Regions from separate parts of the Homo sapiens genome. Here region 2 is linked to region 1. Evidence: chromatin loops called from intact Hi-C (ENCODE). Cell type or tissue: OCI-LY7. All regions are shown on one strand.

The links. Peaks named below come from ENCODE experiments on the same cell type or tissue, not always from the same donor. Only the 100,000 strongest peaks of a DNase experiment are listed, where the experiment ranks them.
Region 2: it touches region 1 in a loop (3-fold over the local background); 11 of 110 quality-filtered maps call a loop at or near these places.

What each region holds. Positions count from the first base shown.
Region 1 is chr12:96,326,805-96,329,304 of GRCh38, reverse strand. All of the region lies in intron 2 of CDK17 (cyclin dependent kinase 17), which reads left to right. Among named protein-coding and RNA genes, the nearest start is that of CDK17, 72 kb to the left of the region's middle. In OCI-LY7, a CTCF peak has its summit at 1,178 (motif pointing right); DNase peaks (open chromatin) are centred at 1,214, 1,744 and 2,204; H3K4me3 peaks cover 1,155 bases; H3K27ac peaks cover 2,299 bases.
Region 2 is chr12:96,376,175-96,378,674 of GRCh38, reverse strand. The region is part of intron 1 of CDK17 (cyclin dependent kinase 17); the gene reads left to right. Among named protein-coding and RNA genes, the nearest start is that of CDK17, 23 kb to the left of the region's middle. In OCI-LY7, no CTCF peak of the experiment used is centred here; DNase peaks (open chromatin) are centred at 564 and 1,034; H3K4me3 peaks cover 2,157 bases; H3K27ac peaks cover 2,390 bases.

The sequences.
Region 1 (2,500 bases):
AATATATATAATACAAAGTTTAACATTTTATAGTATACAGTTCAGCAGCATTAAATACGTGTCTATTTACATTGCGTAACCATCACTGCTACCCATGTCTATAACTTTTTCATCATCCCAAACTGAAACTCTGTACCCATTAAACAATACCTCCACATTCCCTCCTCTCCCCAGCCCCTGGTAACCACCATTCTACTGTCTATGAATTTGCCTATTCTAGGTACCTCATATGAGTGGAACCATATAATATTTGTCCTTTTGTGTCTGACTTATTTCCCTTAGCATATTGTCGCCAAGGTTTCCATTACTTTTTAAAATACAGAGTGTTATTATCTTATTGAATTGGCCAGCTAATTAGTTTCAAGTTCTGGAAGTGTTAGAATATTTTATTGTATTTTATTGTGGCTCTCTCATGGGCCGCAATCTCTTCTCTGTCTATACCCTCTCCTTGGGTGACCTCCTCCAACCCTACAATTTCAACTACCATATATATGTTGACTACTCCTAAGTCTGAATCTCCAGTTAGGATCTTCATCTGGATCTCTAGATTCATATTTAAATGCCTTCTTGTCTTCTCCACATGGATGTGTAATGGGAATCTTAGACTTCACATGACCAAATCAGAATTCTTGATTTCCTTTCTCCAAAATCTGCCTCTACTCAAACTTTGCTCACTTAACCAGTTACTAAAACTAAAAATCTAGGCATTGTCCCCAATTCTTTTCTCTCCTTTACTTTACTGTTGTCTCCTCCCTGCCCCCAACCCCCACCATTGTAGCTTCCTATTTTTTACCACATAAATAACTTAGAAACTCATGATTATGATAGTCATCTGTATCAGTGGTCCCCAACCTTTCTGGCATCAGGGACCAGTTTTGTGGAAGACAGTTTTTTCACAGACTGAGGTTGGGGGAATGGTTTCAGGATGATTCAAGCATAGTATATTTATTTTGCCTTTTATTTCTATTATTATTATATTGTAATATATAATGAAATAATTACATAACTCACCATAATGTACAATCAGTAAGAGCCCTGCCCTTGTCTTCCTACAACTAGATGGTCCCATCTGAAGGTGATGGGAGACAGTGACAGATTATCAGGCGTTAGATTATCATAAGGAGCATGCAACCTAGATCCCTCGCATGCACAGTTCACAACAGCGTTAGTACTCCTATGAGAATCAGTGCCACCACTGATCTGACAGGAGGTGGAGCTCAAGCAGTAATGTGAGCAATGGGGAGTGGCTGTAAATACAGATGAAGCTTTGCTCACTTGCCAACTGCTCACCTCTTGGCCTGGTTCCTAACAGGCCATGGACCAGTACTGGTCTGTGACCCAGGAGTTGGGGACCCCTGATCAATGTGACTGATACACAATTCCAGTTATAGTCCATTAACACATCATATTTCATATATGTTTAACAGTTGATCTGGTAAAGATTTAAAAATATTTTGGGGCTAGGCATGGTGGCTCATTGTAATCCCAGTGCTTTGGGAGGCTGAGGTGAGGAGGATCACTTGAGCCCAGGAGTTTGAGACTAGCTGGGAAACATAGCAAAACCCCATCTCTACCAAAAAGACACAAATTAGCCAGGTGTGATGGTGTGTGCCTGTAGTCCCAGCTATGGTGGGGAGGATGAAGTGGGAGGACCACATGAGCCCAGGTGGTTGAGGCTGCAGTGAGCTGTGACTGCACCACTGCACTTCAGCCTGTGCAACAGAGCAAGACCCTGCCTGGAAAAAAAGAAAAAAAAAATATTTGAATAGATGTTTTTACTATAAATGCTGACTAAAAGCTGGGTGGTAGGAGTGTGTGTGAAACTAATTTAGCAGTCGTGTCTGCTGGCCTGTTGCTTCTGCCTTTGTAATATGTCCTAAATCTGCCTGCTTCCCTCCATCTTCAGTACAGCCACCCTAGTCTAAGCCACCAACATTTGTTACTTAGGGTACTGTAGTAATCTCCTCCTTTTGCTGTTGATTCCCTATTGCCTGTTTTTCAAACAGCAACCAAGATGATATCTTAAAAAATTGTTTTCAGTAATTACAAATATAAAGGAAGTTACAAAGATTATATAGAAAGGACCCATACTTGTACCCTTCTCCCAATCCCCCCACCATTGGTTCCATCTTATGTAACTATAGAACCCAGGAAACAGATACTGGAATAAAGTCTAAATATAGTTCTGTGTCATGTCCTCACCTGTGTTGATTCGTATAACCACTGCAATCAAGATTAAGAACTGTTTCATCATGACAATAGATCTCTCGTGTTACCTTTTGTAGTCTTCCCTACCCCCTTACCTCCTACTATCTTTAACCCTTCACAGTGATATTTTTGAAACATGAATCAGATCATATCACTCTCCTGCTTCAAAGCTACCGTAACTGCTTCCAATCTGAGAATAAAATTCAAACTTTTATGGTGAAGTATAAAGTGTTGAATGACTTGTTCCCTCCTTACCTCTGTGGTCTCACCTGGTACCACTGTTGCCCGCACG
Region 2 (2,500 bases), 49 kb before region 1:
CAATATACATGTAACATTTTCTATTTGAACAAGCAATTGTAGATCTTTAGGTCAAGTATTTTCTTCCACTGTCAGCTGAGAGAACCTAGAAGCAACAATATCCCTGTAGCAGTGAGCACACCTGGTGCCCAGATCTTGGTTTCTAACACCATTCTCCAGTAAAAGGAACCAGGCCTTTGTGGAGAAATGGCTGATTCTAGGACTGGGGCAGCTAATAAAACTGTAAGATCAACCTGGAGTATCTTGTAGTGCTGGAAAGGAAGGAACTATTCAAACAAAAACACGAATGAGTTATGTCAAAGGGACACAGCCAACTGAAAGAGTTCCCAGTAGCCAATACTGGAATAATTTGAGCAACAAAAAAGTAATATTGAATTATAACCCAAAGTATAAAATAATATCCATGAGTTCATGCTGATAGAAGTAAATGACTGACTAAATAAATAAATGGGGGAAGAATAGACAAATCTGTGCATAATTAGATACACAGCCCTCAAGGAAGTATAATACAACTCCCCACCTTTCAAGTGTGAGCTACATGAGGTGACTTCCTGCCAATAAGTACCATACTAATGTAAGATCTTACTAGCGGAAACTGAGTGTGTGGTTTAAGGGAACTCTTTACTATTTTTCTGTAAATCTAAAACGATACTAAAAGTTCACTTTTAAAAAACTGCTTCTGGGCCGGGCGCAGTGGCTCACGCCTGTAATCCCAGCACTTTGGGAGGCCAAGGTGGGCGGATCACGAGGTCAGGAGATCAAGACCATCCTGGCTAACACGGTGAAACCCTGTCTCTACTAAAAATACAAAAAATTAGCTGGGCGTAGTGGCGGGCGCCTGTAGTCTCAGCTACTTGGGAGGCTGAGGCAGGAGAATGGCGTGAACCCGGGAGGGGGAGCTTGCAGTGAGCCGAGATCGCACCACTGCACTCCAGCCTGGGCGACAGAGCGAGACTCCATCTCAAAAAAAAAAAAAAAACGAAAAAAAAAAACTGCTTCTGTAATTCTGATGCTGCCAGATTGCCATTTTGTACTACCACCTAAATGTGCAACAGGCCTGTTTCCCATAACCTCAGCAACTGAATGTGTTGTCAGACTTTTTGAGTTTTGCATTTGATAGATGAGAACTGGTTTAACTCAGGTTATTGTATTTTTCTCATTATCAATGACATTGGACATTTTTTCATATGTTTAAGGGGCATTTTACGTTTTTTCCCTTCTTTGAATTCTCATGTCCTTTATTTTTCTCTTAGGTCATTGGTCTTTGTTTTCAGGAATTTTCTGTTGGGAGATTAGCCCTTTATTTGTGATGTGGGTTGCAAATATGTATATTTTAGATTATGTTTTTTCATGCATAACTTTCGACTTTTATATGGTGAAGTAATTTTTTCTTTTATGTTTTTGGATTTTGAAATATATTTAGAAAAGTCTTCACCATTCCAAGGTTATAAGGAAGTTCATCCACATTTTCTTCTAATACTTGTGGTTGTGTTTTTCACATTTGGATTTTAAAATTTGGATCCTTCAGTTCCTCTCAATCTTTGAGGCATTTTAAATGCTTACCCCTTGCTTTCTGGTTATACCTGCATCAGCATGGTTGTGGCCATATAGGTGATTCAGATGACTTATAGTAAAAGAAATACTTAGGCATTTACTCTCAGTAAGAAGTCTCAACTTTCTGATTACTGATCATGATTATTATAGTAAATGGAAACTCCTTTAGAGTTTCTTTTCACTGTTAAATTGTATATTTTGTAGTATTTTTTCTACTGATTATCAGTATTGTGGATTATTCATGTATCAATTGGTTTTTTCCTTATCCTGTTTCTTATAGGATTCCTTTTTAGATTATTAAACCTGTCTGTGATCTGTTTCTCATCTTCCTTAGAACTCCTACTGGTTTTATGGTCCTCTGATTACTAAACTCTATTTTATAATCTTCAGAAGTTTAATTAGTAGGCCAGTTTGCTGTTTTAACTCATTAAGAAACTGGCCAGTAGTGTCAGTGGATACTGCCTAATATAGGGTGATGATTTATCTTAACCTTTTATAACAGTATTAATATTTTCCCCACATTGCTTGTGATGAGACTAGTGTCACTGAACTGAGCTTGTAACAGACATTTGGGAAGCTGTCTGGTGGTACTGCGGAATTTTGGCTGCTGGAAAATACCACCAAAAATTATCTGTTGAGTATATTGCTTATAAGCATTTGTAGGGGGCCATGTGGGTGTTGATAAGAATGGCAAACCAGAAAGGAACATCAAAGTTGGAGTGTTTATTATTGATGTTTTGGAGTCTGGTTTAAGTATTTCAAAGCTTTATTAGAATTAGGTGAGGATCATGATATAATAGTTTGATTGGACAGACATACCAAGGTAAGAGTTTTGAGGTAAGCTTTTTCAGTGTCTTAGAAAGTGAACAATCATTTGCTACTATTTATTGAAAAATTGAATAGTCTGATGTTGGTTTATATGGGTTTTTTGGGAAGTTCCTGAAAT